2 separate regions of the Homo sapiens genome follow, and region 1 is linked to region 2. Evidence: chromatin contacts called from ENCODE Hi-C or POLR2A ChIA-PET data. All regions are on one chromosome and are shown on one strand. Each heading gives the region's core, a stretch centred on a gene start or an enhancer-like site at or near the end of the contact. The rest is flanking DNA. Distances are from core to core; before and after follow the strand shown. Region 1 overlaps DEPDC5 (DEP domain containing 5, GATOR1 subcomplex subunit). Region 2 overlaps SFI1 (SFI1 centrin binding protein).

Region 1 (3,521 bases), core at 797-3,296, 250 kb after region 2:
TGTATTTTTTTTTTTTTTTTTTTTTTTTTTTGAGACAGAGTCTCGCCATGTTGCCCAGGCTAGAGTGCAGTGGCGCAATCATAGCTCACTGCAGCCTTGATCGCCTGGGCTCAAGCCATCCTCCCTCCTCAGCCTCCTATAGTAGCTAGGACTACAGGCATGTGCCACTATGCCCGGGCAATTTTTTTTTTTTTTTTGGTGGAAACTAGGTCTCACTATGTTATCCAGGCTGATCTCGAACTCCTGAGCTTAAGTGATCTTCCCACCTTGGCCTCCCAATGTGCTGAGATTACAGACGTGAGCTACAGTGCCTAGCCCATATTTTTTTTTGAGACAGAGTTTTGCTCTTGTTGCCCAGGCTGGAGTACAATGGTGTGATCTCGGCCCACTGCAACCTCTGCCTCCCGGGTTCAAGCAGTTCTCCTGCTTCAGCCTCCCGAATAGCTGAGATTACAGGCGCCCACCACCACGCCCATCTAATTTTTTTGTGTTTTTAGTAGAGACGGGGTTTCACCATGTTGGCCAGGGTGGTCTCGAACTTCTGACCTCAGGTGATCCGCCCGCCTTGGCCTCCCAAAGTGCTGGGATTACAGACGTGAGCCTCCGCGACTGGGCCCATATTCTTTATTTTATTTATTTATGTATTTTTAGAGACAGTCTCGCTCTGTCGCCCAGACTGGAGTGCAGTGCTGCGATCTCGAACATGGCTCACTGCAACTTCCACCTCCCAGGTACAAGCGATTCTCGTCCCTCAGCCTGCCAAGTAGCTGGGATTATAGGTGTGCGCCACCTTACCCTGCTAATTTTTGTATTTTTAGTAGTGATGTGGTTTCACCATGTTGGCCAGGCTGGTCTCGAACTCCTGGCCTTAAGTGATCTCCCCACCTTGGCCTCCCAAAGTGCCGGATTATGGGCCTAGCCCGTATTCTTGACAGCATTATTCATATTAGCTAAAAAGTAGGATAACACAAATAACAAATGTCTGTCAGCTAAAGCATAGATAAATAAAATGTATATCCATACAATGTAGTATTATTCTGCTATAAAGAAGAATGAAGTACTAACACATGCTACAGCATAGATGAATCTTGAACACATGTTAAGTGAGAGAAGCCAGACATAGTGGATCAAATACAAATCATAAGATCTTATTTATATGAAATGTCCAGAATAGGTAAATATATAATATAGAGATTAGTGGTTGCCAGGGACTGAGGGTGGGGAGTGACTGTTTCATCAGTTTGGGATTTCCTGTTGGGGTGATGAAAATGTTTTGGATCCAAATAATGGTGATAGTTATACAACATTGTGAATGTATTAAATGTCACGATGGCAATATTTATATGTATTTTGCCACAATTAAAAAATTATTTCATTCGATTATCTCACCTTGATTTCACATGAAAACATTTTGATGAAAAAGTATTTGAAGTCACATTATGTAGTGTAAAAGAGTAGAGTTTGGATTAAGGCAGACTGGGTTTTAAATGATCTCATCAGCTTGCTTTTTTTTTTTTCTTTTTTGATTAAGAGACAGAGTCTTGCTATGCTGCTTAGGCTGGTCTTGAACTCCTGGGCTCCAGGGATCTTGTCACTTCATCCTCCTCAGTAGTTGGGACTACAGGCGCAGGCCACCATGCCTGGCTGATTAGCTTTTTGGTCTCCAAGGATTAGTCTCTGAGGCTCCATTTCTTCAGCTGCAAAATGGAGATAATAATAGACCCTCTCACCACATCACTTATGAGTTGAGACACTCCATGCCCATATCAGCCCATTGTGAGCCCGTTGTGTTTTCCTGTATATCACTTGCACTAAAATTAGATAAGGGTGCTGATTTTGGAGCTCTTGGACTCCCGTGAATTAATTGGCAGTCAGTGAAGGTCTGCTGTTTCCTAGCACTCTGCTCTGGGTACTGTGGCTTGTATTTAGGAATTTCTGTCCACTTGAGATACATCCATGAAATGTACATTATATTATGTGCCTTATATAGTGAGTGTTGAATTCTGTAGTCACTAAGCATACTTAAGATAAAGATGGGGTTGGTCAGTATAGGCTGTTGTCTTCAGAGACCCAGGAGGAACTGAAACTGCGCTTGCTAGCTAACTGTTGCAAGCCACTTTTGATGTTCATCTGTAAACACCCTACTTCTAGGATATTGATCTCCAGACTCCATGGAAATGTTTATTCTCATTAGTCCCTGTCCCTGTCCAAAGGTAGTTCTTTGCCTTGGCTTATACCGCTGAGTCCAGAGCAAACCCCACCCTCATCCTATGAGACTAGTAGGGTGTGGGAGTGCCTTTGATTCTTAAATCCACCACCATGGGTGCTGTTCTTGTTCCCTAGACCACAATTCTGCAGAAATTAAAAAACACTGTAGGCCTGGCATTGTGGCTCACGCCTGTAATCCCAGCACTTTGCCAAGGCAAGTGGATCACTTGAGCCCAGCCTGGGGATTATGATGAAACCCTATCTCTCTTTTTTTTTTTCTTTTTTTTTTTTTTTTTGAGACGGAGTCTCGCTCCGTCGCCCAGGCTGGAGTGCAATGGCACAGTCTTGGCTCACTGCAGTCTCCACCCCCTGGGTTCAAGTGATTATCCTACCTCAGCCTCCTGAGTAGCTGCAATTTCAGGCGCGTGCCACATTGCCTGGGTAATTTTCCTACTTTTAGTAGAGATGGAGTTTCGCCATGTTGGCCAGGCTGGTCTCGAACTCCTGACCTCAGGTGATCCACCCGCCTCAGCCTCCCAAAGCACCGGGATTGCAGGTTTGAGCCACCACGCCCAGCCGAAACCCTGTCTTTATAAAAAATGCAAAAATTATCTGGGCCTGGTGACGCGTGTCTGTAGTCCAGCTACTCGGGAACTGGGAGACAGTCACCATTACTTAATGCTGATTTGCAGTTTTCCAATCACTTTCCACATTCCTGGCACTTTAGATAACTTTCCTAAAGTCACATAGTGGCAAGTTTCAGGTTCAGGACTCCATCTAGGGCTTCTGACTCCCAGCAGTGCTCTGTCCCCTGCACTGCAGCCTATAATTACCTGAAGCTATTCAATACTGTGCACTGCTGCTGAGCCACCTGGATTAAGAATATTATGTGCAGCTGGGCCTCACACCTGTAATCCCAGCACTTTGGGAGGCCGAGGCAAGCAGATCACTTGAGGCCATGAGTTCGAGACCAGCCTGGCCAACATGGTGAAACCCTGTCTCTACTAAAAATACAAAAATTACCCAGGTGGCCCACCTGTAATCCTAGCTACTCTGGAGGCTGAGGCAGGAGAATTGCTTGAACCTGGGAGGTGGAGGCTGCAATGAGCCGAGATTGTGCCACTGCACTCCAGCCTGGGCAACTGAATGAGACTGCCTCAAAAAAAAAAAAAAAAAAGGGCTGGGCACAGTGGCTCACACCTGTAATCCCAGCACTTTGGGAGGCCAAGGCAGGCGGATCACGAGGTCAGGAGATCGAGACCATCTTGGCCAACATGGTGAAACCGCATCTCTACTAAAAATACAAAAATTAG
Region 2 (3,484 bases), core at 967-3,466:
TAGTCTTGAACTCCTGACCTCAGGTGATCTGCCCAACTCAGCCTCCCAAAGTGCCGGGATTACAGGCATGAGCCACGGTGCCCGGCCTCAAATGCTTTTTTATTGCTTTTTTTTTTTTTTTTTTGAGACATAGTGTTGCTTGCTCCGTTGCCCAGGCTGGAGTGCAATGACGCGATCTCGGCTCACTGTAACCTCTGCCTTCCGGGTTCAAGCGATTCTCCTGCCTAAGCCTCCCAAATAGCTGGGATTACAGATGCGTGCTACCACACCCAGCTAGTTTTTGTATTTTTAGTAGAGACAGCATTTCACCATGTTGATCAGGCTGGTCTCGAACTCCTGACCTTGTGATCCGCCCGCCCTCAACCTCCCAAAGTGTTTGGATTACAGGCATGAGCCACCGCGCCTGACCTTTTTTTTGTTTTTTCTTTTTTTTCTTTTTGCTGAGACAGAGTCTCGCTCTGTTGCCCAGGCTGGAGTGCAGTGGCGCGATCTTGGCTCACTGCAACCTCTGCCTCCTAGATTCAAGCAATTCTACTGCCTCTCCTGCCTCTGCCTCAGCCTCCCAAGTGGCTGGGATTACAGACGTGCACCACCATGCCCGGCTAATTTTATTGCTTATTTTTATGTGAAATTAGTTTTCCTGAATTTTAGTTTTTAAATTTATATGTCTTTATATATTTTTTAGAGACGAGGTCTCGCTGTATTGCCCTGCAGTGGTGTGATCATAGCTCACTGCAGCCTTGAACTCATGGGCTCAATTAATCCTTCTGCCTCTGCCTCCCAAGTAGCTGAGACTGTAGGCACAAGCCACCACACCTGCCTTATTATACTGAACTTTTAGAGTGAGTCAAGGTTCGGTTAAGTTTTACTAATTTCATAGAACTCCTTCTTCTGTTGTTTTTGTTTAGGGTTCAAAAATATAGTGGCTTTTTTAATGGGGTATCCTGGTTTTGTTCCCTTACCACACTTGGTCTGGATTTTCTTTTTCCTTGTCTCTTTTGACCCTCTCCTGCTCAAATTTTTTTCTACCCGTGGCTGTTTCTCCTCCATATGAAGCCCTGTCCTAGAAGGGTACCCTGGCAGATGAGTTTTGAGATTCCCTAGGGGCTGGACTGCTCTAGCTGTTTCAGTTCTTATGTGAGCCCTCGTGCTGGAGAGGATAAAACTCATAGTTTCAGCTGCTGGTCTTAAATTGGGCCTCTGTACCTTCCAACAACAGCTCATTGGCTATTTTAGGGTTCTCCTGTTGTTAGGTTCCTCAGATGCTACTCGGGGATCCAAAGATTGAAAACTGTGTTGCTACCTCCACTATTTTCCTAAAATCCGTTTTATTTATTTATTTATTTTTTGAGACGAAGTTTTGCTCTTGTTGCCCAGGCTGGAGTGCGGTGGCACGATCTTGGCTCACTGCAACCGCCACCTTCTGGGCTCAAGCAATTCTCCTGCCTCCGCCTCCTGAGTAGCTGGGATTAAAGGTGCACGCCACCATGCTCTGCTAATTTTTTGTGTTTTTAGTAGAGACGGGGTTTCACCCTGTTGGCCAGAGTGGTCTCAAACTCCTGACCTCAAGTGATCCACCTGCCTTGGCCTCCCAAAATGCTGGGATTACAGGCATATGCCACCATGCCCGGCCCTAAAATCTATTTTTTACTCAATTTTATTTATCTATATTTGACCCATATTTGACTGGGAACCTCTTTTCAAATAATGCCTTCCAAGTCCTTGGGAAATGCTGATTGTATGTTAGAAGTACATTGACTCTAAGAGAAAGCCTAACAATGGCTGAAACAAATTGAGATTTGTTTTTTCTGTTTTTTGTTTTTTTTTTTAAAATTAACTTTTTTTTTACCTTTAGAGACAGGGTCTCACTATGTTTTCCAGGCTGGTCTTGAACTCCTGCACTCAAGCGATCCTCCCTGCTCTGCCTCCCAAAGTGTTAGGATTACAGGCATGAGGGGATTTACTTCTTTTTTTTTAACAAGCCACCTGGAGATTGGCAGTTACTGGTATTGCTTCAGCTGTTCAGTGATGTCGTTTTAGACTCAGGCTTCTAGTACCTTTCTAGTTCAACATCCTTAGCACATTGGCCCTTTGTCCTCATAGGTAACACTTCGTAGTTGCAAGATGACTATTCTAGCTTTACACAGGAAGGTGGGGGTAAGGGTGGCGTCAGTTTGATCTCTTTATCAGGAAAGAAAACTTCCCTGGAAGTTCCCCACTGCATTCTGCTTCTGCCTCATTGGCCAGAGCTTTGTCACCGGCCACCTTTAGCTACAGAGGAGGTTTGGAAAGAAATCTTTCTGGCCTCTGTAGTGGATACTTACGAGAAAAAGGGCTTGGCAGTGGGTGTTGGGTTAGCCAGTGACTGCTAGCTAACCTGCTACATTGCTTTAAAACATTCGCATTATGCTGTTTTTCATGTCTTCGCTCTTCAGTGGTAGGCGGGTGTAGAGGAAAGAATACTGGACTAGAATTAAGGAGACCTGAGCTTCGGTTCTAACCCAGGCCCTAGCTAATTGTTTGATCTGAGGATAGTTACGCCTGTAGGCCTCAGTTTTGCAAATTACAAAATGATAGAGTGAGAATATTTGTTTTCTAAGCAGCTACCAGAATTAGAATTCTGATACTGTGTTTCCATTGACTTAGAAATTTGTGAAGGGATAGTTATTTTCTAATATCTATATATCAATATCAAATATCAATCTGTTAAAATCAAGTAGGTTCTTTGTTACTTGGGGGAACATTGGGCATCCTGATCTTTGTTTTTAGGCTTTTTCCATACTGAGTTATTTATTTCTCAATTTTAGGAGTGTTAGGCGGGAATAATATCATACCACAAACTACAGAATAATGCCTTTATGTGCTTAGATAATGTTTTAGCTTTGTTTTTTGTTTGTTTGTTTGTTTTTGAGACCGAGTTTCACTCTTGTTGCCCAGGCTGGAGTGCAGTGACGCGATCTTGGCTCACTGCAACTTTCGCTTCCCGGGTTCAAGCAATTCTCCTGCCTCAGCCTGCCAAGTAGCTGGGACCACAGGCATGCGCCACCATGGCCGGCTATTTTTTGTATTTTTAGTAGAGACGGGGTTTCACCATGTTGGTCTCGAACTCCTAACCTCAGATGATCCACCCACCTCAGCCTCCCAAAGTGCTGGGATTACAGGCATGGGCCACTGCACCCAGCCTTAACCTTTTTTTTTTTTTTTTAAGTACAATTTCCATTTTATTTTTCTCTGGAGAATAATTTTTCTTCAGTCCTTAAGGACACAGTTTCTTAACGGGTTTTAGTGGGAGTCATGGGGCAACGCCTGCAGGTCGAAATGGAGGTGTGGGTATTCAGTCCTAGCAGCCTTCATGAGATTGATTTCTAACTACTTTGCTGTGAATGGCACAACTCACATATTAAGGTAGCTTCATATATGGCTTGGGTAGCACCTAGGCATCAAAGATCCTCACTTCAGAAATGTCCCTGACTGCTGCAGCCTC

What was found. Hi-C counts contacts between places; a loop is a spot of excess contacts on that map. ChIA-PET counts read pairs that join two places held with the same protein, here RNA polymerase II (POLR2A). Pooled maps may share reads with other maps.
Region 1: a loop to region 2 is called in a pooled map, with 2.4 times the contacts of the local background. The contact joins two enhancer-like sites. A Hi-C loop is called at or near these places in 1 of 50 pooled maps. POLR2A ChIA-PET finds 5 or more read pairs at or near these places in 4 of 52 experiments (Caco-2, activated B cell, activated CD4-positive, alpha-beta T cell and 1 more).

Annotation. Positions count from the first base shown.
Region 1 is chr22:31,788,261-31,791,781 of GRCh38, forward strand. The region is part of intron 10 of DEPDC5 (DEP domain containing 5, GATOR1 subcomplex subunit); the gene reads left to right. Among named protein-coding and RNA genes, the nearest start is that of DEPDC5, 36 kb to the left of the region's middle. RefSeq lists an enhancer at 2,295-2,354. Within about 2 kb of position 2,047, at least 2 of the 41 ENCODE cell types and tissues checked have a DNase peak (open chromatin) inside an H3K27ac peak, as active enhancers do.
Region 2 is chr22:31,535,080-31,538,563 of GRCh38, forward strand. The region is part of intron 4 of SFI1 (SFI1 centrin binding protein); the gene reads left to right. It also overlaps the pseudogene RPS26P59. Among named protein-coding and RNA genes, the nearest start is that of SFI1, 40 kb to the left of the region's middle. Within about 2 kb of position 2,217, at least 2 of the 41 ENCODE cell types and tissues checked have a DNase peak (open chromatin) inside an H3K27ac peak, as active enhancers do.